4 separate regions of the Homo sapiens genome follow, and regions 1, 2 and 3 are each linked to region 4. A link is a contact called in ENCODE Hi-C or POLR2A ChIA-PET data. All regions are on one chromosome and are shown on one strand. The core of a region is the stretch at or near the end of the contact, and the rest is flanking DNA. Distances in the headings are between cores, read along the strand shown. Region 1 holds the start of FEZ1 (fasciculation and elongation protein zeta 1). Region 2 holds the start of STT3A-AS1 (STT3A antisense RNA 1). Region 3 has its middle 28 kb from the start of ROBO3. Region 4 holds the start of PKNOX2-DT (PKNOX2 divergent transcript).

Evidence for each region. A loop is a pair of places that touch in the nucleus more often than their neighbours do. ChIA-PET counts read pairs that join two places held with the same protein, here RNA polymerase II (POLR2A). Pooled maps may share reads with other maps.
Region 1: a loop to region 4 is called in a map of ascending aorta, with 2.1 times the contacts of the local background. The contact joins the promoter of FEZ1 here to the promoter of PKNOX2-DT in region 4. A Hi-C loop is called at or near these places in 2 of 168 maps with a recorded cell type or tissue (ascending aorta and esophagus muscularis mucosa), 1 of 37 single-sample maps with no recorded cell type and 7 of 50 pooled maps. POLR2A ChIA-PET finds 5 or more read pairs at or near these places in 1 of 52 experiments (Panc1).
Region 2: a map of ascending aorta shows a loop between it and region 4 (2.6-fold over the local background). The contact joins the promoter of STT3A-AS1 here to the promoter of PKNOX2-DT in region 4. A Hi-C loop is called at or near these places in 2 of 168 maps with a recorded cell type or tissue (ascending aorta and chondrocyte) and 7 of 50 pooled maps.
Region 3: a pooled map shows a loop between it and region 4 (4-fold over the local background). The contact joins the enhancer-like site here to the promoter of PKNOX2-DT in region 4. A Hi-C loop is called at or near these places in 5 of 50 pooled maps.

Annotation. Positions count from the first base shown.
Region 1 is chr11:125,493,081-125,498,151 of GRCh38, reverse strand. FEZ1 (fasciculation and elongation protein zeta 1) reads left to right here and starts at 1,887. Exons shown (of 10, transcript NM_005103.5): 1 at 1,887-2,031. It overlaps LOC403312 (putative uncharacterized protein MGC39545), which reads right to left and starts at 2,938. Exons shown (of 2, transcript NR_164146.1): 1 at 2,537-2,938; 2 at 1-1,644. RefSeq lists a silencer at 1,700-1,949 and enhancers at 1,824-2,325, 2,326-2,829, 3,332-3,835.
Region 2 is chr11:125,590,672-125,595,433 of GRCh38, reverse strand. It overlaps STT3A-AS1 (STT3A antisense RNA 1), which reads left to right and starts at 2,866. Exons shown (of 4, transcript NR_132372.1): 1 at 2,866-3,016. It overlaps STT3A (STT3 oligosaccharyltransferase complex catalytic subunit A), which reads right to left and starts at 2,582. Exons shown (of 18, transcript NM_152713.5): 1 at 2,516-2,582. RefSeq lists enhancers at 2,716-3,310, 3,428-3,597.
Region 3 is chr11:124,834,750-124,839,693 of GRCh38, reverse strand. No RefSeq gene overlaps it. Among named protein-coding and RNA genes, the nearest start is that of ROBO3, 28 kb to the left of the region's middle. Within about 2 kb of position 2,558, at least 16 of the 41 ENCODE cell types and tissues checked have a DNase peak (open chromatin) inside an H3K27ac peak, as active enhancers do.
Region 4 is chr11:125,162,866-125,167,629 of GRCh38, reverse strand. It overlaps PKNOX2-DT (PKNOX2 divergent transcript), which reads left to right and starts at 3,021. Exons shown (of 3, transcript NR_125759.1): 1 at 3,021-3,289. It overlaps PKNOX2 (PBX/knotted 1 homeobox 2), which reads right to left and starts at 2,879. Exons shown (of 13, transcript NM_001382323.2): 1 at 2,854-2,879. RefSeq lists a silencer at 3,017-3,166.

The DNA of each region.
Region 1 (5,071 bases), core at 638-3,137, 330 kb before region 4:
ATATGAGACATATATATGACATATATATGTGTGTGTGTATATATATACACACATACATACATATAGTGCCTTCTAATAAACCTGGAAGTACTTTACTCATATTCACTCCTTTAATCCCACAACAGGCCACAATAGAGTGGGGCACTATTATTTTCTTTCTTTTTTTTTTTTTTGAGTCGGAGTCTCGCTCTGTCACCCAGGCTGGAGTGCAGTGGCGCAATCTCGGCTCACTCCAAGCTCCGCCTCCTGGGTGCACGCCATTCTCAGCCTCCCGAGTAATTGGGACTACAGGCGCCCGCCACCACGCACAGCTGATTTTTTGTATTTTTGGTGGAGATGGGGTTTCACCGTGTTAGCCAGGATGGTCTCGATCTCCTGACCTCGTGATCCGCCCGCCTCGGCCTCCCAAAGTGCTGGGATTACAGGCGTGAGCCACCGCGCCCGGCGGGCACTATTATTTTCTTCATTTTACAGATGAGGAAATGAGCCACAGGGAAGTTAACTAACCCAAGGTCACAAAACTGGGCATGATCCCAAGAAAGGAGATCTAGGGATCTTTTAACCAGCTACTCTTTGTGATTTATTTATTTATTTATTTACTTTTGAGACAAGGTCTTGCTGTCGCCCAGGCTGGAGTGCAGCTTCAACCTCTTGGGCTCAAGCGATCCTCCCACCTCATCCTCCAGTGTAGCTGGGGCTACCAGGATGGGCTACCAGGATGGGCCCACCATGCCTGGCTAATTTTTTTTTTTTTATAGAGATGGGGTCTCACTATGTTGCCTAGGCTGGTCTTGAACTCCTGGCCTCAAGTGATCCTCCTGCCTCAGCTTTCCAACATGTTGGGATTATAGGTGTGAGCCACCGTGCCTGGCCTTATGATTTCTTACAGGAAGACATCCTCTGTCTATTGCTCCCACAAAGGCAAATAGGCCAACGCTTCTTCTCATCTCATTGGGACATTATTCCTGTTTCCATCCTTCTCATGGTTGAAATGTCTGTGGAATGAATGCATAAACGAGCAAAAGAGACGCTCCCTGCCCCTTCCAGTTGAAGTCCTCAGTTCAGCCCAGAGGTACTTTGCCATCAGACAAAAGTACTTGGGGTTCTCCAAGCCGACATGCTTTTTCCAGTGCCTTCCTTCGATAATTACAGTTCTTGTGCTCTTAGTTGTGTGTATTCGTGAATTATTAGATTTTTTATTGACAACTTCTATAAGCACAGGCCTATGCACAGTAGACAAGATAAATTAATAATTTTTCACAAGACTCCAGGGACCCTTCTCATTTCAGCCTCTTGAATTTTCCTGTATTATCTCAAGTCCTCCTGGGCCTGAAACCTTCTCACTCAGATTTTTCAGCTGGATCCAGCTCCCACCCAGCATCTTTGGGCGAGAAAAGCTCTCCTGCCGGCCTCCTCATTTTTGGCTTGAGGTCCGAACCCAGTTGGAGCTGGGAGACGTCGCTGGGCCTGCCCGCCTCAGCCTCCAGTAGAGGAGAATGGGAAACTCGGAAAGTCCAAAAGGGTCTTTGAGTGTGTCTGCCGGCATCCGCCAGCAGCCATCGCCTGCATTTTATCCAGAAACTAGTGTCAGGCTTTGCGAGGTATCCATATTGGTAGTTATTGCACGCTTTCATCTTGGAGTTTCTGAATATTCATGAGGGAAGCAGAAAGGCCAATGTTAAAGAGGAGAGAAACAGAAATGCATAAATATTAATAAAGGCAAGCCCACGTGCTCGGAGGAAGGCTATGAATGTTAACGAGGGGATGACGTCCAGCTCCCGCGCGTGCCAGTTGGGTGGGTGCCCGAGCGCGGGCGCGCCCCCGGAGCCCGGGCACGAGCGCGGGGAAGGGGTGGGGTGGAGGCGGGAGCGGAGCCGGGCGCCGCCGGAGCTGCGCGGGGAGCGCTCGCTGGCTGGCTGGCTGGCTGGCTCTCCGCTGCGCTGCGCTGCGCTCCGGCCGCTCCCGCGGCCCGTGGATGGGGGTGTCCGGCTGAGCCCCGGGATCCGCCTCCCTCCGCCAGGACCCGCACAGGTGCCGTCGCGGGGGTTGACTTTAGTTAGGACCCGACTCACTGCTGGGGGTGGGGTCTGGTGGGGGTGGTAAGGAGGCCCCGGGATTCTCTGACAGGACGGTCTGGGGTCGCCGCAGCTCCCCTCACCTGGTCCCATTCTGGGATTAGAAAGGAACAACGGGAGGCCGTCGCCTTCCTGCCCAGCCCTTCAGGGAGCGCAGCTGGGACGCCGCGCCAGGCCCTGGAGATGTGGGATGATGGGCACTTCCAGTATCATCTCAGCATCGGCCCTCCAGCCAGGCCTGGTGTGTGTGTGTGTGTGTGTGTGTGTGTGTGTGTGTCCGCGTGTGTGTGCCCGCGTGTGTGCGCGCGTGTGAAGGCAGGGCGGCGAGGTATGGGGGCTGGGGGAAGAAGGGAACGCCGCCCGATCGCGCTGGGGCAGTGGGTCGGTACCTCGTCCCGGGACCGTTATCTGGTCCAGTCACCGTAAACGCCCCAAGATCATCTTTGTCCCTAAAAACTTACCCCCGACCCCGCTCGTGCCCCTCCCCAGAGTGCGGAGCCTTCCCCAGACCGCGCATTCCTGCAGTGTCAGAACCGCTGGCAGCGGCCGCAGACGCCGGGAGAGCGATTGTTTTACTACAGACGGGCGGGAGAAGGGACCGGGGCGGCTGCGCGGTGGCGGGGCGCGCTGCCGTCGGGTGGGCCCCGGGCTCTGGAATGCGGGGAGCAGTGTTTGACGGCGTCGAGGAGGTATCACAGCCCGCTCTTCTTCCCTTTTGCCTATCCCTTCTCTCCTCGCCGCTAGGCATCCCCGACTCTCATCCCTCTCCCGTGTCCGGGCTTGTTTGGCCGGAAGGGCAGTGGAGTGTGTATGCGGCCTGCACGGGATGAGTCCGGCTTCCTCAGAGTGCCAGCCATTGTGCTGCCTGGAGGAGGCTTTCTTTACCCCACCGGACTGGGGGGAGGAGGGGGATCTGAGATGGAGGTGAATGGAGCAGCGGGAGGAGGGGGAGGGGAGCAAGCAGAACCGCGAAGGGGTTGCTGATCCATATGCAACGAAATACTTTTTCTGTCAAAATGTGCACAAACATGCACACTGGGTGGGTTCTGCGGAGGAGCAGTGGGAAATCTGAAGGTGGATCAGTGCAGGGTAGGTTTTAGGGACGGATATGGGGGACGAGGCACGGAATCAGTTGATCTATGGACCAAGTGATGGGAAGAAGGAGATGGAATGGGGCTTGTGTGGAGGTGCCGAGGCCCAGCGGGGTTAGCGTGGTGAAATCTCCACCGCTCCGCTCCACTCGGGTCAGCTCAGCAAAGCAGGGACTGAGCATTTGTACCGCAGCCCCGAGATGCAGCGAGTGCATCATTGTGCTGCAGGGAGACGTTTATGCGTTTCCTACTGGGTCTCTGTTAAGCCCCGTGAGTGTCTTTTCTTTTCCAAATTACACCATCTATTGGGAGTGAAAATAAATGGAATAGATTGTAGGACAATCAGACTATAGTCCTGCGCTCTGTTCTGTGGTAAAGAGAAAAAGAAAAGGCGACCCTCCCATGGTTCCTTCTTTCTGCCATTTTCATGTATGTACGTATTTATTTTTGATCTTGGAAGTCTAAAGGGAATAAGCTATCGCTTGTATTAATCCTACTTTAAGGAAAAGAAGGCTCCCAGATGAGCTATGAATGAGGATGGTGCAAGCTTGCCAGGATGGAAAATAAGGTTGTTTCAGACATTTTAGTTGAAGGATGAAAGCACTCCGTGAAGAGAGGAGGGCGAAAGAAAGTGGGCTAAAGGAAGGAAGGCAGGGTCACCATCTAAGGAAGTGCTGCCAACCCCAATCCACAGAGCCCTCCTGGAGGCTATAGTGGGGCCAGTCAGAACGCCTGACTCTCATCTGTGCCACAGCCTGAGGTCTTTCCACAAATGCTGGATTCAGTTTGGGTGTTGAGTGACTAGTTTCCCAGCACTGGCTTTCACTTTAACTTCATCTCCAGATGGTCATTCATGCAGCACTTCTTGGCTCTTGGATAATGAGTTGACAAAAAACAATCAGTCTATATTATGGACTGTTTCAAATGAGCATGTGTCTGAACCCTAGAGCTGTGATATTCATTTCGTCTTTTATAATTTTCTAGATGAATCCATTTTCTCTACACTCTGCCTGGGCAGAGTGCTTTCAGCACACTCTTCCTGTTGCCAACACTCAAAACTCAGTCTTAGTCCTAGATTCTGGTTGGATTGGCCTCTTGTTGCTGGTTAATCATATAGACTGTGTCATTTCAAATCAGAAACCCCACTGGTGTCACCATCTGCTTCTCCCCTGTCATTCCCAGAGAAAAGTACAAATTTAAAGGCAGTGTAAATACCTGCAACACTATCGGATTGGCTTTCATATCTCTGTAAAATGGAACCCACGATCCAGGAACCTTTGAACAAATAAATTGAAAAAAGAAGCCTTAGTAAAAAAGATGCTAAAATTCTTTCAGCAATAGTTCTCTTGTTTGATAAGCATATTGAAGCATTGCACAGAGAATATCATGGCAGGGATAATTTTTCTTTTACTTGAAGCACTCCCACATCACCTTTCTTTCTTTCTTTCTTTCTTTCTTTCTTTCTTTCTTTCTTTCTCTCTTTCTTTCTTTCTTTCCTTCTTTCCTTCTTTCCTTCTTTCCTTCTTTCCTTCTTTCCTTCTTTCCTTCTTTCCTTCTTTCCTTCTTTCTTTCTTTCTTTCTTTCTTTCTTTCTTTCTTTCTTTCTTTCTTTCTTTCTTTCTTTTCTCTCTTTCTTTCTTTCTTTCTTTCTTGAGATGGAGTTTCGCTCTTGTTGCCCAGGCTGGAGTGCAATGGCATGATCTCGGCTCACTGCAACCTCTGCCTCTTGGGCTCAAGCGATTCTCCTGCCTCAGCCTCCCAAGTAGCTGGGATTACAGGCACCTGCCACCATGCTCAGCTAATTTTTTTTTTTTGTATTTTTAGTAGAGACAGGGTTTTGCCATGTTGGCCAGGCTGGTCTTGAACTCCTGACCTCAGGTGATCCACGCACCTCAGCCTCCCAAAG
Region 2 (4,762 bases), core at 1,617-4,116, 430 kb before region 4:
GTGCAAGCCCCAGCAATTTCAGAGGCTAAGGAGGGAGGATCGCTTGAAGCCAGGAGTTCAAGACCAATCTGAGCAATACAGCAAAACCCCATCTCCACAAAAAACTGTTTAAAATTATGCAGGCTTGGTGGTCTGCACCTGCAGTCCCAGCTACTCAGGAGGCTGAGGCAGGAGTTGGAGGCTGCAGTGAGCTAGGATCACACCACTGCACTCCAGCCTGGACAATAGAGCCAGACCTCCTCTCTTTAAAAAGGAAAAAAAAAAAAAAAGAAGAAGTGAAAGGCATTAAGAGGAAAAATAGAAGTCACGACTGAATCAACACAATTTCGAGCCCTAAATTTAAACTTCAACTGAATGGCTATAAACTTTTTTCTTTTCCAAATCCCAATGGGGCTGTCGGGTCAACTAACAGCATACCTGATAACTAATGCAGGTACAATCATGCACTCAAAAAGAGGTGGAGGTACCCAAACACAGATCCACTGTGTTCTCATCCCATATATCAGACTGTAACGACTGCTCAGATCTATACCCGCTTCCAATCATCTGTCTCAAGGCTTCTCTGTAACTGACAATGCTGATTTAAGAGACTGATTAAATTACACAGACAGTTTGATGGCATCAGATGATAATCTAGAGGGAAAGAAAACGAATTTTTCCTACTGAAGCAGAAGAGTCGGGGGATTAAAAAAAGTAGATTAAAATGTTGAGGGACACTATCTGTAGGCAGTTCAAAATGGAAATCACATGACAGATATGAATTATTTATATAGCAATATAGCACTAATCTACCATAGGTTAGTTATTCTTGTATAAGACAGTACTACTATCTTTTTTTTTTTTTTTTTTTTGAGACGGAGTCTTGCTCTGTCGCCAGGCTAGAGTGCAGTGGTGCCATCTCGGCTCACTGCAACCTCCATCCACCTCCTGGGTTCAAGCGATTCTTCTGCCTCAGCCTCATGAGAAGCTGGGACTACAGGTGTGCGCCACCACGCCCAGCTAATTTTTGTATTTTTAGTAGAGACGGGGTTTCACCATGTTGGCCAGGGTGGTCTGGATCTCTTGACCTCATGATCTGCCCACCTCAGCCTCCCAAAGTGCTGGGATTACAGGCGTGAGCTACCACGCCCAGACCTACTTTTTTAAATTACAAGGTGATCAAGAGCTAAGTTATAACGACTATAACAAAGGATATGCAACACCATTCAAGATGTTTTGCTTTTATTCTTTTTGACTGACACATAATTGTACATATTTATGGAGTACAGTGTGACATTTTGGTACATGTATATAATGTGTAATGATCAAGTCGGGAAATAATTAGTAGATTCATCACCTTATTTTTTTTGTCTTAGGAATATTCAAAATCCACTCTTCTAGCTATCTGAAAATATACAACAAATTGTGTATTTTTGTTGTTAATTATACTCCTAATAATAGTTATCCTATAGAACACTAGAATTTATTCCTATCTAGTTGTACTTGTGTATCCCTTAACAAACGTTTGTCTATCCTCCTCCATGAATCTTTTTTCCCACTATTATTGGAATAAAGGAGAAAAACAAAACAACAACAACACTGGACTAGGTGGAAGGCATATAGAATGCTAGCCCCAACACTGAGAAGTCAAGCATGTTCTCCATAATTAACTGTCCCAGAAGAGCAGTTTAGAAATGTGTTTAAGTATAGTCCCAAAGGGAAAGCTTACTTTGCAACTAAAAATAAAGGCCTAACTACTCCAGGAGGTCAACAATCCAGCCATATCTCTCAGGGTTTGCAGCTGTTTTCTGGAATGCCTGAAATAGGAACAAACTTAACACCACTGCGTTGATACGAGCCACACACCAAAATGAGACTGCTAGGATCTCTACTTGAAAACTTGAGTAAACGAGCTAGTCATTGAGGGCAGGGCCGTAAGGGAGATTTCATCTCGTGCTCTTTGGTCACTTTCGCACACCGCCAAGCAAATAAGAGCAAAGACACCTTTCTTAAAACACTTACCAACCTGCTCTCCTCAACTGTGCCCTGCAAGCTGTGGCATCTCCTGCCACCCTGCCTCTAGTTTCCCAGACTGCAATTTCCCCAGCCCCGTTTTCCTACACACGTTTCCACACCCTCTCACGATCTTTTACTCTCTTCTCCCTTCCGGTCGTTCCAGCGGGTCCCACCTCCCTCTTCTTCCCACCCTCAAAGAACTGACCACCTCTGATACCCCTCAGCGCGGGACACTCATCACCCCAGCATCCTACGCGCCTTCCCCTCCATAACTAGTCCCAGGACCCAGTCTTTCCCACGCTCTGTTCTCAAGACCCACCTTACCCTCCCTCCCTAGACCTTCGCATCCTTCCATCCAGGAAGCCCCCACACCACGCCCCACGCCCCCTCCTCTGCAAGGCCCTAAGCTCTGCTCTCCACCCCCATTTAGAGTTTTGCCTCCTGCACTTCGTTCAGCCCCATCAACGCCATGGACTGCACCTGCCGCTGATTTTCAAGTTACGTTCTACGGCCTTCTCACCTGGCCGGCTTTCCTAAACGATCCGCGGGGCTCCCTCAGCCATCCGTTCAGCGGCGCACCCAACCCTGGCAGGAGCCGGGTCCGCCTCCCGGACCGCTCCCCCGTTGGCTGGCTCCAGGCCAATAGGACGCTTCTGGAGAGCGATAGGGTCTCGGAACTGTCTGTCAAATCCGGAGGCGTAAACCGGGCCGCGATTCAAGTTTTTAATTGGTCATTACAGCTATCACTTAGCAGTCTAGAGGCAGGTCTGTATGCTCCCGCCGAGCTGTCATAGGCCGGCGCGTAGGAGTCAAGAGCGCGGAAAGAACGTGCCCCAAGCAGTTTGGTTGAGGGCCGAGGAGTGACGTGTCGGTTTGCGGACCCACGGGGAGTCGCAGTGGGAAGGCGCGGCCCACTGACTCCCGTCATGTGACAAGAAGCGGAAACTACGCTGAAATAGGCCCTTGCTCCAAGTCCCAGTAACTCGGAATGCGGAGCCGCTCGTCTCCCGTCTTTTTTAAGGTAGAAATTGTTACCTAATACAAGGTGAAAGGAGAGGAGGGAAGCATTTTCTACCTATTTATTCTCAATTAAAACTCAAACGCGGACTGGTCCAGACAGTTCGTCTTTTGCAGGATGTGCCTGATAGTTGACTCGAGCTTTTACTGTGCCTTGGTAACTGCGATGGACCTGGGAACCTTGACAGAGTTCACAGCCCCTGGTTTTGTGAAAGAGCGTGCCTAGGCCTAAAGGGGTTGTCGGGGCTAAGCTGGAAGCATTTCTACTGCCAGCTGAGACAGCCACCGCCGCGGAGGCACAGCCCTCCCCAGCAGCAAGCGGGCTTCCTCGGGAGACCGGGAGGCAGCCCGGCCATGCTTAGTCAGTTCAGCCCTTTGTTAAAATACCGGCCAGAGAGCCGCTCTCCCTATCCTAACTTGCCTCTCTTCTCTCGCACCCCACGCGCTCCCCGACCCCCAATAAGTTTGCTGAGGGCAGAGAAGGGGACGAAGTTTGAGCAGCAATTCCATCATCTCAGACTCGCACGTGTACACCTTTATCCTCAGGCACTTCCACTCCCTGCGCGCCTCGGTGAGCCAAGGCTACACCAGAGAGAGTGGGAACGTCTCGCAGCTCTTCGAACTTGTTGCCTCTACCACTCACGCAGTTTCCTATTCTCCCATGAACGGAACCCACCACTTATTGAAAGGTCATTATTTAAATCACTGCTTCAGAATCACATGCATTTTTTTCAAAATCCACATGACCAGGCTCGCCCCAGGACGTTATGATTCAATAGATCTGCTTTTTTTTGGTTTTGTTTTTAGTAGTAAGTGTTCGATGTAATTTTACTTTAACAAAAGGAAACTGAAGCTGAGCCTGAAGGAATTACAGAACTTGGAGTAAATGCTTCTTCAAAATACGAGTTTTGGTCGGGCGCGGTGGCTCACCCCTGTAATCCCAGCACTTTGGGAGGCCAAGGCGGGCGGATCACGAGGTCAGGAGGTAGAGACCATCCTGGCCAACATGGTGAAACCCGTCTCTACTAAAAATAGAAAAATTAGCTGGGCGTGGTGGCGCGTGCCTGTAATCCCAGCTACTCGGGAGGCTGACACAGAATCACTTGAACCAGGGAGTCGGAGGTTGCAGTGAGCCGAGATCGTGCCACTGCACTCCAGCCTGGCGACAGAGCTGGACTCCGTCTCAAAAAGAAGTTTTTTCTCTTTAAAAATAAAAAAGCGGGGAGGGGGGCATTAAAATTAGAAAGATTGTGTTCAAGTTTCTTTTGTTTTTTTTTAAGTATTAACCTAAGAATATTAAGGCCGGTCGCGGTGGCTCACGCCTGTAATCCCAGCACTTTGGGAGGCCGAGGCGGGTGAATCACCTGAGGTCAGGAGTTTGAGAACAGCCTCACCAACATGGTGAAACCCCATCTCTACTAAAAATACAAAAATTAGCTGGGCTTGGTGTCAGGATCCTGTAATCCCAGCTACTTGGGAGGCTGAGGCAGGAGAATCGCTTAAACCCAGGAGTTGGAGGTTGCAGTGAGCCAAGATCGCGCCATTGCACTTCAGTCTGGGCAGCAAGAGCGAAACTCCGTCTCAAAAAAAGAAAAAGAATATTAAGATGTTAGAGTTTTTATTAATTTTTTTCAAAGTAGGCCAGGCGCGATGGTGGGCTCCTGTAATCTCAGCTACTCAGGAGGCTGAGGCAGTAGAATTGCTTCAACCCAGGAGGCAGAGGTTGCAGTGAGCTGAGATCACGCCATTG
Region 3 (4,944 bases), core at 1,309-3,808, 330 kb after region 4:
TTGGCGAGAGGCGGTCTAGGCCGTTGCCCAGCCCGGGATCCTGCGTGCAGGCGCGCCCTCCACTCGCCCGCGCTCCCACCCAGGTGTCCGCGTGCGGGGATTAGGCGGCCCGCCGGGCTCCCGCCTCCTCCATCAGCCGCTAATGGGCCGTCCTCGGCCTGGCCCCCGCGCCATTGTGTGCGCGTGGGGGTGACGCCGGGTCTCCGCGGCGCGGTGGAGGGTGACCGCGCGCCGCTGCCACCCCGCTTCACACCTGCTCCCCGCCCCCAGCCCCGGCCGCGCTTCGTGTTCCCTCCCTCCCCGCGGGAGGGGTCTCAGCTGGGGCTGCAGTTGGTAAAGAGGCCGTGGAGAGGCCGGCGGCGGCCCGAGGAGGAGCCATAAATTTGGAGCAGATGCGGCCTGACAGTCACCCAGCCCGGGGAGGTGGGGGAGGGCTCTACGCCCCTCCCAGGCCGCGTCTTCTGGTTTGCAGCTGAGTTAGATGGATTCCAGGCCGAGGTGACCCGGGACTTTGGACACACGGAGCCTGTGCTCCTCACTCCCCCACCTCTGCCGGCCGCCCATTGTGTGCCCACGTGCAGGGAGAAGGAATAGGGGGCAGGGACATGTCTGCATTGGCTTATGATTTTCCCCCTAAAAAATGTCGTTTTCCAGCAGAGACTGTGACAAAGTCGGCCACCCTGGCTCTGAGCTGGCGCTTTTTGACAGCAGCCAGAGAAAAATATGGAAGATAGTAGAAGCAAGCTTCAGCTGTTCATTCTGCACTATTTTTTAAGTGCCTGTTTTGTGCTAGAAAGGTAAGGAGGCACAGGCATACAGGATGGGGAGATGGGAAAAGGTGGCGGAAAAAATACCAAGGACTAATACTTGCCATACTATAAGTATTGTGTGTACTGTAATTCTGCACATTAAATAGTATTTTCCTTTAGAAAGTGGCAGTTCCTCCAGCAGAGGAGGGAGCAGGGTGCAGTGTCTCGGGGGGTTGATGGAGTTCGCTCTCAATCCAGGTATCCCATCCACAAATATATGCGTGTCAGGGGTGCTTTCCGCGGATCTGGAAGGGAGTGAAAAGAGCTGGAGCTGCACCCAGGTGGGGTGGACACAGCCCTATTTATCTTATTTGCTCTGGGTACTGTAGGGATTCTTCTCTAGTGTCGCTTTAATTGAAGACTGAGTCTCCCATCTGAAGATCTTGTGACCAAGGGTGATTGGAGGGTCAGTGTCCACAAAGCTGGTGCTCAGTTGGCAAAAACCTCTGCCACCTCCCTTTGTGGCTGTTCTCTGCTCCCTCTAACACTCTGGGCTGGACTGGGTAACTAGATTGGCTTCTAGGACCCATTGCTTCTCCCCTTAGCTCCCACTCCGACAAGTCTCCCTGGTCTGTGCCCAGAGGATCACCCTAAGACTAGAGCAAGCTTGTGCAACCCACGGCCCATGGGCCGCATGCAGACCAGAACACCTTTGAATGCGGCCCAACACAAATTCATATATGTTCTTAAAACATGATGAGGTTTTTTGCAAAAAAAAAAATTTTTTAGCTAGTGTATTTTATGTGTGGCCCAAGACAATTCTTCTTCCAATGTGGCAGGGAAGCCGAAAGATTGGACACCCCTGGACTAGAGATTCACAGCTTGCATGAAAATCACCTGGAGGCCTTATTAACCCTGCCCTACAGTTTCTGATTCCTTTGATCTGGGGTACGGGCAGAGATATTGCATTTCTGAAAGTTTCCCAGGTGGTGACAGTGGTGATACTGGGGGCCACACTTTGAGAGTACTGGCCTACAAGGAAAGGAAAATAGGGGCAGGTGAAAAAAGGAAGGAGCTGAAGTCTTCAGTGCTGGAGGAGGTTACTGGAAGCTGAAGCTCTCCAGGGTACTTGGGTATCTTCACCCTCTGTGAGGGATCCATAGGCCAAATCCCCAAATAATTGTGGACATATTCCAGAATTCATATTCTAGTATTCGAGTGTGTGTGTGTGTGTGTGTGTGTGTGTGTGTTTCTGAAGACTTAGCACTCCCCCTAATGGCTTCAGATGATTCTGCACTCTCCTCAGCCTTTCAACGGGAAGCAAGAATTACTCTTATTTTCCCAGCCTAACTTGGTTATCCACTCCCATCTCTTTGTCACTGATGGAGCGGGGCATTGTCTTACACATTTGTTTACAAATTGAAGAGCATAGTTTTTTTTTACACAATAGTTTGTGTACTAATGAATGAATTAGTGCTATCTTTCCTCTTTAGGAGAACCTTGTTCTCCTAAAATCTACCTTAAGTCACATTTGAAGTGTTGTAGAACCACCTACCAGTGTTCTAAAACACTTCAAATGTGTTCATAGGGAATGAGTTCCAGATGGTTGCCTAAAAATTCTCCCCAAGGTGTCGGTGCCGTTGTCATCAGTTGGGAACTTTTGGCTGGCGGCAAGCACAACCCGAGTCAGAGGTTAAGGATGGATTTGCAAAGTGGAATTTTTAAGTGTGGTATATGGACAGATCAGATGAGAAAATCAAGTGGCATTTTATTTCTCACCACCAGGTGGCAGACCTAACCTCATTAATGAGAATCATCCCTAGACTTGAAGCCTGGCCTGAATTCTACTTTTTTCATATATGAGCCAGGGCAAAAGAGCTGTTTCTCTACTTAAATGACTCAGAAATTTGGGGTAGGGAGAACAATGCTTGAAAATATCTTTGTAGGCCGCGGTGGCTCACGCCTGTAATCCCAGCACTTTGGGAGGCCGAGGCGGGTGGATCACGAGGTCAGGAAATCGAGACCATCCTGGCTAACACGGTGAAACCCCGTCTCTACTAAAAATACAAAAAATTAGCCGGGTGTCGTGGCGGGCGCCTGTAGTCCCAGCTACTTGGCAGGCTGAGGCAGGAGAATGGCGTGAACCCGGGAGGCGGAGCTTTGCAGTGAGCCGAGATCGCGCCACTGCACTCCAGTCCGGGCAACAGAGCGAGACCCCGTCTCAAAAAAAAAAAAAAAAAAAAAGAAAATATCTTTGTAACTGCCGCCAATGTACTTGAGTAATCCCTTGAGCTTCCTGATCCGTGAGGAAGGGCTCGCTGATACTTTTTTTTCCTTCTGGAAAGAGGGAAAACATATGGATGTAACAAAATGGGTTACTTAAGAAAAATGTAAGCGATCTAACTTCTAACCAGAGGTTTCTGCCAGGGCATAAACACATGGCAGCCCTAAACAGCTTTGCAGGCACATGGCTTCCTTCACTTCCAGCCCGTCTGGCAGGCACCCTCTTAATTCCTACCAACTTAATTCCTACCACCCGAGTTCTTTGTTCTGTCGCCCATATTGAAGTTTCCTCAAACTAAAAATGAAAGCTTTATTATAATTCTGGAATCTACTCAGGGCCTTCTTAACTAAATTCTAACTTGCAGTATACGGACATGTAGTTGATCTCTCCTTTATCCCAAATGATCTTGACCCTCAGATCATAGTCAACGTATAAATTAAATTCAACCTAAATTATATAACTATAGCAAGGGTTACACACACACAGCAAGAATGCAGGACGGGCGCGGTGGCTCATGACTGTAATCTCAGCACTTTGGGAGGTCAAGGTTGGCGGATCACCTTAGATCAAGAGTTCAAGACCAGCCTGGCCAACATGGCAAAACTCCATCACTACTAAAAATATAAAACTTAGCCAGGTGTGGTGGCGTGTGCCTGTAGCCCCAGTTCTCAAGAGGCTGAGACACGAGAATCTGCTTGGGAACCTGGGAACCTTGAACCTGGAAGGCTGAGATTGTAGTGAGCCAAGACTGCACCACTGCACTCCAGCCTGGGCAACAGAGCGAGACTCTGTCTAGAAAAAATAATAATTATATATATATATATATCTTACAGGAGGGGTCAATGAATGTTTTGGGAGAAGGGCAGTGAAGATTTCTGTTCTACACACCTTTCTCATCTCAGGGCTATATTACAGCAGATTCTGACAGTATAGTAGCTTTCTTCACAATGTCAAGATCAGAGCAGATCTATACCTTACATAGAAGACAGAAAATTGACTATACCAACATCAGGTCCTCCAGCATAGGTGGGACATTACCTTTTCAGCCTGCAGGGCTTAGTACTTCTTTCAGCTGATCGGCTTCAGGCCTCTTCCTCATTTTGGAAAGGGCAAATCTCAGGTGCACACTGAAAATCTTAGACTAAGTAGCCTGGTACAGTGGCTCACGCCTGTAATCCCAGCACTTTGGGAGGCCGAGGAGGGTGGATCACGAGGTCAAGAGATCGAGAACATCCTGGCCAACATGGTGAAACCCTGTCTCTACTAAAAATACAAAAATTAGCCAGGCGTGGTGACATGCACCTGTACTCCCAGCTATTCGGGAGGCTGAGGCAGGAGAATCGCTTGAACCCAGGAGGCGGAAGCTGCAGTGAGCCAAGATCATGCCACTGCACTCCAGCCTGACGGCAGAGCCAGACTCCGTCTCACAAAAAAAAAAAAAGAAAATCTTAGACTAAGTAAAACCCTCCAGCCCAGAGTGCTTCTCTGCATTGGGCAATTCACTCTCACTGCCAGAGCTCCCTTATACACTTTAAATGCTTATAAATACACTAACAGACAGAGCCTATGGGAAACAATATAAGAGGATTGGATAGTAAGTATTTGGTTTTTTCTATGTAGTTTGTTAACAGAATCAGTCAAAATATATTTATGGAATGCCCACAGGCTACATAGCATGGTACTTCACCCTTCATTGAAAATCCATTAAAACAATTACTGGGTCATGCCTGGAAACTTTTTTCACAAAGGAATTTTCTTTAGTTGCTGGGTTGACAGGAACTAATTTGAGATGCAAAACTAACAACCCCATTTGAACTAGCAAGCCCTTATGTAAACCACTACAAGTGATATGTTTGAATTTATTCGCACCTGTGCCTGTATATATGGACTTAAAAGCTAAAGATATCGTGG
Region 4 (4,764 bases), core at 1,772-4,271:
GTGCAATTCGCACGAGGCATTTTACTGTGAGCGGTGGTCGGGCCCATCTCCCTCCGGTAACCCCCTGCCCCTTATTCTGAGCAGCCTCTCTTTCTCTTGGCTTTCAAGCCTTTCCCGCTCACAAAGGGGAGGCGGTGACCAGGGAGTCTCCGTGGGGTCACGGCTCCCTCCCCCCTCGGGCTCTCAGCGGGAGAGAGCTCTCACGAATTCCAAGCCTACAAAACAACAGCCTTGGAGCTCCGCGGCGGCAGTCGCCGCGCCCCGGGCCGCCGAGGCCACTCGTGGGTCGTGGGTCGTGCGTCTTCCGTGTCCTGTAAGGGCTGTCTGGCTCTCCCTGCCAGGGGTGCAGGGGGCTGGGATGGTGGGTTTAATATTAAGAGGAGGAAATCTCAAATCTTCCTCCCCTCAATGCCCTCCTCCCCCCCGCTCCCACCCCCCACACACACTCTTTCTCTAGATGCCCAGAGAATAACCTACCTCCCTGGTCGGGACCCCTTCCCACCCCACACCCCACAGCTAGGCCCAAGCTATGGGGATGCAGCCCGAGTGGGAGATTATGAGACCAGAAACGGGACCCTCCCTCCCCGCTTCCACCAAGGTCCTGGGGCCTCCGAAGGCCAGAACGGCAGAGAGAGCAGGAGGGCAAGGGCAGGGGCTTTGGGTAATACACCGTGTTATGTTTGAACACCATCATTCTCAGATTTGGGGCGGGGAGGATCGTCTAAACTGCCTAAAATGCGAAGCTTTTGGCTGCCACCGGTTATAGAGCATTTGAAACCCGAAAAGCTAATATCCTGAAGTCTCCGGACAGGAGAGATGACAGTAGGGCACTCCAAGCTTCCTCCTCCCCCGGGCGCACCAAAGGCCGGGTTTGTGGGCTTCTCAGTCCGGCGCGGGTAAGCACAGGAAGCGGCTCCAATCAGGGCACTGGAGTTTGAGCCGGTCCTACCCTGGGCCACAGCCCAGACTCCTCGGCCCACTGTGGCACCTCGCTGCTAGCGCTGCCCCCCGGCCTTCATCGCAGGCCGCGGCCCCTGCGGGCCACCGCTCCCGCCCCGCCGCGCTGCGCCCGCAGACCCAGGTGGCTCCTGGAGCACTCCGAGCCGCCTGGGTCGGGACCTCAGATCCACTCCCAGCCCCGCGAGGCTGCCCTGCCGCTTCGCCCAGAAGGTCTCTTCGATCTGTCCGCTTCCCGGAATCGCTCTCTTAGGACCGGGTCCTGTGTGGCCCAAGTCCTCTCCTCCTAAAGAAACACTTTCAGGGGGAAGCAGCAAAAATTCGGGGCTCGCCTGCCATGGCTCAGATCAACTACTTTCATCGCCTACCTAAACGCTTTTTCACACGCGGAGCTGCAGGACCCCTCGTGCTACCCTCCCCAAATTCCAATAGCTTCCACCACAAGAAAAAGCTGTGATCCTGTTACTGAATCCTAAAAACGCCACCCGTTCCTCCAGCCCCCAACTCCGACCTCCAGCCCTCTGCTCTGGCCGGCGTGTAAACTACTTATCGGCCCCTCGATCCCGATTCCGTAAACAGTCTGGATCCTATAAACCGAACTCTAGACTGGTCCTAAAACCCAGCCCTAATTCAGGCCGATCCACAAGCCCCTACCCCTCAATTCCCAACCCGAGTCTCCCCACCGCGCGGAAACCCCCGGCTCCCCCGTGAAGAGCCCCGGGAAAGGACGGCCCATTTCGCTCGTTTCTTCCTGGGGATCGGGAGCCAGGAAAGCCCGTCTCCTAACCCGAAAGAAATGCAAACTTTGAGCGGCAGATTCGGGATCCTGCGCCATCCCCCTCAGCTCTCCGCTCTCGATCGCTTTCAGTTCCCTCTTTTACGAACTCATCCCCTAGTTCTCGAGCCAGAAGGGCTCCCGATTCCCAAGCCTCGCGCGGGCCCCTACGCCCGCCTCACCAAAGATCCCCAGCAATCATGGAAAGCCGGTGACCCTACACATTCTCGCTCCTCCCTGGGTGAGGGTCCGTGCGTGTAGCCCCTCGGATCCTGGCTTCCCGGGCCCCGCCGGTGTTCCCCTGTCTCCACTGATCCGTCTGCAAACCCTCATTCGCCCTGCCTCCCCAGGCCGCGGCCGCGGCTCCTCGACTCCTCCGGTCACCTGGCCCCAGCCTGGGACCGCTCCCGCCTCCAGCCGCTGGAAAGCATCTCCAGGCTGGTGGCGCGGAGTAAGCGCCGGCCCCAAGGACGCCCGAAGCCGGGAGAAAGAGAACCTGGAGCCTGCCCGCGGTTCCCAGCCTCTCCCCGCGGAGCGCCCGGCCGGGAGCCTTCTGCACCCGGGCTCGGGCCGGCGTGCCTGTTCCTATTCTCGGGTCCCCTGGCGCTCCTGGCGCACAGCTCCCCGCCCGCCCGCTACGGGGTTGGGCCCGCGGCGATTCGAGTCCGCAGCCCGGCTCCTTGCACCCGAGGACAATGCGCGGCCGGCCACGGGCCCAAGCGCGGCGAGGCGGCGGCGGCGGCGGCGGCGGGGCTGAGCGCTGGCCGGGCAGGGGAGCGGGCGGCCCGCGGGGCTCTCGCAGCCTCCGTGCCCGGCCTCGCCGCCCCTCGCGCTGCTCCGCTCCGCGCTCTCCCGGCGCTTCCCCAGCTTCTCTCTGCACGCTCCCGCCGTCCCTCGCTGCTCCCTGCCTCCCTCCTCCCTGCTGCCTCCCTCTCTCTCCTCCCTGCTGCCTCCCTCTCTCCCTCTCTCCTCCTTGCCCTGTCGCAATGAATAATACTCTGGCTTGGGGACTGGAATAAAACACACGCGCTCTGAGGCAGCCGCCCGCAGCAGCAGCCGCCGCCGCGCCGCCGCCGCCGCCTGCAAAAGCGTCTCTGACATGGAAATGAATGACAGCTTACCTGATGCCAATCTTCATCAGACTGACACCGGCGTGACAACACAGCCTATACTTCCCAGCACTGCTCGGGACGTCAGCGGCACAGGGACCCGCCCCCCGGACCCCCCCTTCACACACCTCCCCTCTCCCCACTCCCCCTTTTCTCCCCACCCCCCATCACCCCCACCCACTCCCGGCCCGGCCGCTGCCAAGTCGGAGGAGCCGCTGGAGTGTCTCCCTCTACCGGAGGCTCTCGGGCGGCGGGCGCGGGCCTGCTCCTGCGGCAGGGAGGCGGGCGGCCTGGAGAAGCGGCTCCGCTCGCGAGGAGCCTCGGATGGGGAGTGCGGTGGACCCCCAGGAACTCTGGAGCACCCTCCCGCCCCCAAGCCAAGTCCTCCTTAGCGAACAACCGGGGCCGAGTTCCAAGATATCACCGGTGCTGAGGGGACCGAGATGAGGTGAGATTTTCTGTGGACCCCAAGAGAACTCCCCAGAAATGATGAAACTTAAAACGGGCAAGAAATCCTTCCTTCCACCAGCACTCCCCCTCCCCCTTTTCCTGCCTGGCTGGCCTCATTTTTATGATTGCATTTGAATAATTCTCATTACCCTGGCCCCAGAAAAGGTGTTCAGATGACACTCTGGTTAGTTATTCCTGGTCTCAAGAGCTTTTTCTGCTGTGGGCTTCCCGGGGTGTCTGGTTCAAGGTGGGGCAGAGGGAGAGAGGAAAGAGTGGATAGGCTTTGTCAGTAAAGCACTTCTTTGCAAATGTCAGGCAAGCCTGTTCTAAGCCACTGCTATTTTCATTCTAATAAAAAGTCCTCAAGAAACTCAGTGAGTTCCCAGAGTTCTGGGGGCTGGGGTGCAGTCATATAAAGGGAAAGACCAGCTGGGCTGTTTCAGCCTGGGCCTGCTGGGGTGGCTTCATCTACATCAGGGAGGAAATGGGCTCCTTACATGCCCTCTACAGTGGAAGACAAAAGCAGGCATGTGTAGACCCACAAGCGCCTCCATTCACTCAGCAGAGATCACAGTCCTACTAAGAGCCACACACAGGAGCACACTTGCTTGCTTCCTCAACTTAGCACATGGCCCTCCGCATAAAGGGACAAGAGAACCCCTTCTGCCTCTGGAAGTTTGCTTCTTGCTCCCCATAGAGGAGCCCTTTCAGCCAGTCAGGCAGCCATTGATCCTCTGACCCCAGGCCAGGCAGGGGGCCTGGAAGAAGCCCAGACAAAGACACCGACAAAAGCGGGAAAGCAGAAAGTGAAACCCAGCCTCTGGGTTTTCAGTAAAGAATCTGACCCAAGAAGTTGAAGGCTGCCCCTGAGCTCTTCTCAGGCCTCTGGGTCGCCACTCACCCGCCTCCGTCATGGGCAAGGATGAGAGCTGTTAGCATTGCCTGGCTCAGGGGAGGCAATTGAGACCCTTCTTATATCACATCCCAGATACACACACTACTGTTTGTCCAGATCCTCCCAATACCCTCAAATCCACCCACCAACGTTGCTTGTGGGAGAAACTCTTCAGTGGTAGCCCCCATTATAGACAGATTAGAATCCTCTCACCTTCACATAGAACCTTCAAAAACTTCACTAGGTGGATTTATGTCACCCTAGCCTCTGATCTGCAGTCAGAGTCTCTGGCTGCTGACAGCATAATCGCTATTATATATTATACATTGTATAATAATATAATAATAATGAATGCACTTGCCCTTTTTATGTGGTACAGAAGCGGCCAGATTCTCCAACCCAGAGGCTGGAGGTCAGGCTGCCATAAACTCTCAGAGGGAAGCCCTCTTCAGATAAGGGAGGGGGAGGGGAGATCCATTTGTCTCTGCCCAGGACCCCTGGAGGGAGGAGTTTCTCTCTTTCCCATGGCTCCCAGTGAGTTGCTGCAGCCTGCAGAGTCAGAGGGGAAAATCAGGCTG